2 separate regions of the Homo sapiens genome follow, and region 2 is linked to region 1. Evidence: chromatin loops called from intact Hi-C (ENCODE). Cell type or tissue: CD4-positive, alpha-beta T cell. All regions are shown on one strand.

Region 1 (2,500 bases):
GGAAACACCTTTCTGGATGATTCTAAGGCAGAACTTGGCTCAAACTCTCAATGTTGCCACTGTTTTCGATATTAACCCGAAAAGCCTAAGATATACCAAAATCAGAAGAAGCCATTGAGACTATGTATGCTTACAGTAGAAAGGCATTCAGCATCAGCAAATAGGTCGAGTGCCTCCTGCTTCCCAGGCCAAATTTTCTGACCCCCCGCCAACAAAAACTAGCTTTCAAGAGGGCTCAGGCTGTCACAATGATTGGCATTCTTTGCTGTAAGTACTACAGTATTGACCTTGAAATTTTTATCCTTGAAAATTGAGTTTCATGAATGTTTATCAAATGTCTTGGTTCCAGGTTAAAAAAGTCTTTTTTTTTCTATGTGCTAGTCTGCCCTTATACCCTTACAAAAGAACTTGTCTTTAAGCCATAATTTAAATATTTACAAAAAATTTAAAATTAACACCTGTCCATGGTACAAAGCTCAGAAAACCCAACGGTCTTAGATGAAAACTGTCTCCTCCCATCCTTGTTCCGTATCTCTCCATTCCCTTCCTTAGGCTGGGCGATCGCTATTACCATTACCGCTATACTATGCTTACACATTCATATCTTCATTTATGTGGGTCTTCTTGTTTAAAAACACAAAGGCATATCTATACACATTTTCCTGTGCTTTGCTTTCTTTCACTTAATTTATCTCAGAGCTGGTTCCACATTAGTACATAAACTGCAGCTTTGCTCTTTTTAACGGTGGCAGGCCATTCCTCTGAAAGATGGCCTGATTTATTTCACCAGTTCCTGGTTTTGCGGCTCAGGATGGGAAAAAGGAAGTCTGAGTGAATCGCGTTGAGGTTACTAGGAATTGCCATGCTGCCCACCTCCCGAAGTGTTAGGAGGTAACATCTCATCGTCTCATCGCACTCCAGTGGAGTGTCGCGAAGTTGCAACTCGGCCCCAAGGCGGCCCGCACTTCCACCCGCACACAAAGGCAGGTCGCAGCCCCGCACGCGGGGACAGGGCCAGCAAGGGGCGGGGACCCTCGGGGCCGCCGCCTCCGCAGCCCCGCGTGTGGGACCCTGGGGCGGGCCGCCATCTTGTGGTGCGGCCGCCGCCTGCCAGGAGACACCTAGCAACTCCGCAGCGGCCATCTTTTACAAGAAACCTTCGCTGCAACCGCTGCGTCACATCACCGCGTCTCCCAGGGACAGGAAAGCCTCTCCGTGTTTGGTGAAGCTTCAGGGGAAGCAGTCATCCTGTCGTCGCATACGGCAAAATCCTCCATTGCCGTAGCCGTTCGGCTGACGTGACAAGGGAGGTGCAGGCCAACACGGCGACTCCGCGCCCTCTGGCGGCAGTGCCGGAGCAGCGGCGCTGTCTTTGACCTATCCGGCATTCGGCTTCCGGGACCGCTTGGCGGCTGTGAATGCAGAGCTGGGGCGACGTGGGGCTCGCTTCCTGGGACTGGGTGTGAGCTTGCGCAGTGAGCCATATGGGGGTCATGGCCTGGCGTGGGGGCGTGGCCGGGTGGGGCCGCTGGATTTGGTGCTGGAAAGCTAGGGAAGTAGTCGTGCGTTTAAGAACGGCCGGCCGGCGGGGTGGCTCAAGCATGTAATCCCAGCACTTTGGGAGGCCGAGGCGGGCGGACCACGAGGTCAGGGGTTCGAGACCAGCCTGGCCAACATGGCGAAACCCCGTCTCTACTAAAAATACAAAAATTAGCCAGCGTGGTGGCGTCTGTAGTCCCAGCTACTTGGAAGCCTGAGGCAGGAGAATTGCTTGAACCCAGGAGGCAGAGGTTGCAGTGAGCCGAGATCGTGCCACTTCACTCCAGCCTGTGCAACAGAGGGACACTCGTCCCCCCCCAAAAAAAAGCCCGGGCTGGGTGGCTTACACCTGTAATCCCAGTACTTTGGGAGGCCGAGGCAGGCGGATCATCTGAGGTCGGGAGTTCGAGACCAGCTTCATCAACATGGAGAACTCACCCATCTCTACTAAAAATACAAAATTAGCTGGGCATGATGGCGCATGCCTGTAATCCCAGCTACTCAGGAGGCTGAGGCAGGAGAATTGCTTGAACCCAGGAGGTGGAGGTTGCGGTGAGCTGAGATTGCACCATTGCACTCCAGCCTGGGCAGCAAGAGTGAAACTTTGTCTCTCTCTCTCTTTCTGTCTCTGGCACATACACACACACACGCACACACACGGGCCTCCTGTGGTCTCACTTGGTCCTCTTTGTGACAGTGCCATTGTTACCATTTACAGAGGAGGAACTGAAGCTCATGGTTGAGCCTCTCACTTGCCCACTTTGCCAAACCCTGGTAGGGATGGGATTAGAGGCTCCTTTTCTTTCGTGAAATGAGACAACGATCTGGGGGATCGTTGGAAGGATTAAAATGAGTATTCAGATTACAATGCTGGATTCTTAATAGTGTCCTCTGTTAATAATAATAATAATGTAGTAGCAACAGTCACGTAGTCTTTACAGTCACAGGTGCATGTGTGTAG
Region 2 (2,500 bases), 240 kb before region 1:
TTTGCTAAATCACTAATCTTATCCCCTGCTGTATGTTGGGGTGATCAGACCCAACACCAGGCTGTGGGGGCCACAAAGTCCAGCGGAGTCAAAGGAATGAGACAAAACAAGTTAAGAGTGCATAAAGTGGGACTAGGGGGCCAGTGCTAGTATGGAGGCTGTGAAGGTCCCAAGTTCTGGAAGCCTGCACTATTTATTGGTGATCAAACAAAGAAGCAGGTGGTGAGGATGTGGGGGTTGAAAGAAAGCAGTGTATCAGCACATGATCTATAGCTGTGACAGTTTAGCATTTTCTTTGAAGCATGTGGAACATGTTCTGCTACTTGAGATAATGGGAAACATGTTCTTCTAGTTTAAGATACAATCGGTCGGGCGTGGTGGCTCACGCCTATAATCCCAGCACTTTGGGAGGCTGAGGCAGGCAGATCACCTGAGGTTGGGAGTTCGGGACTAGCCTGACCAACATGGAGAAACCCCATCTGTGCTAAAAAAAATACAAAATGAGCCGGACGTGGTGGTACATGACTGTAATCCCAGCTACTTGGGAGGCTGAGGCAGGAGAATCACATGAACCCAGGGGATGGAGGTTGCAGTGAGCCAAGATCGCGCCATTGCACTCCAGCCTGGGCAACAAGAGCGAAACTCTGTCTCAAAAAAAAAAAAAAAAAAAAAAAAAAAAAGATACAATCGTTCTATGAGCCTGGGAGTGCTAGAAGGAAGGAGCCAGCAAGTCTAGACACATTCCAGAGGCCGCAAGGGGTTTTATGCCCTGAGCCCTGGATTCCATCCAAGCCATGAGGGGTTTTGTGCCCTGGGCTTAGATTGTGGTGCAGCAGGGCAGCCTTCCACCCTTTGGCACAGAGCTTGGTGTTCCAAAGGCCATGAGGGGTTTTGGACCCTGGACCCCAGACATGTTCCAAGACTCTTTTACATTATATCAGACATGCAAGTCCTGCCTCAGCTTTTTTCCCAACACTCAGCTTTTCCCCAACATGCCCCCTTTTCTTTTTTGTAAAACCGCCACAGCTATCATAGCTTGTTCTCGACGGCAGCTGTCTCTCCCGAGGTGGCTTCCGCATCTGCAGACTAAAAGGAGACAGCACAAACACATAATTATTAGAACAAAATCTGCCAAGTATAGAGCTTCCAATGGCCTTAATCCATTTAAGAGGATTGATTGTGGACAACCCATTGGCTGTCTTGTTCAAAATATCAGTTCCAGGGAGCAGGGCTAAGTGAGCCTGAGAGGCTTCAAAAACCTTCTCTTTTAGTTTTACAATATCAAGGGTGAGATTTTCATCTTTGCCCTCCAGATGGCATTTAAGAGTAACATTTCCTATTGCTAGCATAAAAGGTGGCCGAACACAACTTTGAATCCAAAAGGTCTTTCTGTTTTTAAATTAATTGAGCAAGGCAATTGCAGGCTGTTCAGCCCTTAATTGCCAGTTGGTGATCCAGCTTCATTTGTCTTAGCCCTTATTCAAAATGTAGTCGCTCTGGTTTGAATGCTTCTTACATATTTCCCCCTTCCCTTTTACAAAAGGACCTTTAATCCTAAGGGCTGCAGAAGGATGAAGGTCCATCTTCTGCAACTTCTTCATGCTGAACAGGGGCGATGATATTCCTGCCTATTAGGGTCTCTTGTATTCAGGGTAGAGAGGAGCTCAGTCAGAAAGCATTGGTCCATTAAGCATCTGTTGTGCCCCTGAGTTCCTGCAAAAGGTAAAACCCTGGCGCTGCAGCAGTTTCTCAGCTTCCTGTGTGGTTTTCTTGATCTGCCCCCATGTTATGGGGGTTGATGTCAGCGTGACTCCAGTCGGTCCTCATTCCATCTTCGCATTCAGATTCAACTGGCCCATGGCTCGTACTGGGGGAACCCCCTCCATGGTTGGGTCCCTCCAGTCTCCTGTTCCATGGTCGTACACATCTTGAGGGCACCCACACGGCTTGTTCATCTCCTGCAAAAACACAAGCATACCCTCAACCCCACGTTAGTAAATCTAGCGAAACAGAAGCAAAAACTTTTGTGGCTGTAGCTGGGAGGCATACCATTGGTGAAGCATTTGTTCTACAAGCTGTAACTCAGCTTCTGCCTCTTTGGTTAATTACCATGGGGTAAAACTTTCCACTGATAATGAGAAGCAGGCCCCTTCTAACAGAAGGCACAGAGAGCAAATCGAAGCTTATCCTTCTTGTGCAACAGTATAGCAAAAAAGCAATCCTTAAACCTTAAATTTGCACCATACAGGTGGGTCCACTAGATGCTGTGGCTCATGATAGATCTTCAGATGTTTGGTGGGCACTCCATTGTTGCAATAAGTCTCTACCTCATAAATTGATAGGAATAGGTGTAATAATAGGTTGAATTGTTCCTTCCTGGCCATCTGGCCCGTGACATGGTAAAATCAAGGAACTTTGAAAAACTTCTGAAGCAGGCCCTATGCCAGTGATACCCATGGAAGTCTTTTGTTTGGGCCAGTGTTGGGGCCATTGATTTAAA

The links. Peaks named below come from ENCODE experiments on the same cell type or tissue, not always from the same donor. Only the 100,000 strongest peaks of a DNase experiment are listed, where the experiment ranks them.
Region 2: a loop joins it to region 1, with 9 times the contacts of the local background. A loop is called at or near these places in 6 of 110 quality-filtered maps.

What each region holds. Positions count from the first base shown.
Region 1 is chr3:128,679,716-128,682,215 of GRCh38, reverse strand. No RefSeq gene overlaps it. Among named protein-coding and RNA genes, the nearest start is that of RPN1, 30 kb to the right of the region's middle. RefSeq lists a silencer at 840-1,059 and enhancers at 1,120-1,289, 1,400-1,529, 1,004-1,696. In CD4-positive, alpha-beta T cell, CTCF peaks have their summits at 1,115 (motif pointing left) and 1,314 (motif pointing left); a DNase peak (open chromatin) is centred at 1,315; H3K4me3 peaks cover 1,591 bases; H3K27ac peaks cover 1,881 bases.
Region 2 is chr3:128,922,613-128,925,112 of GRCh38, reverse strand. The region is part of intron 12 of CFAP92 (cilia and flagella associated protein 92 (putative)); the gene reads left to right. Among named protein-coding and RNA genes, the nearest start is that of ACAD9, 44 kb to the right of the region's middle. In CD4-positive, alpha-beta T cell, a CTCF peak has its summit at 1,371; DNase peaks (open chromatin) are centred at 1,322 and 1,792; H3K4me3 peaks cover 887 bases.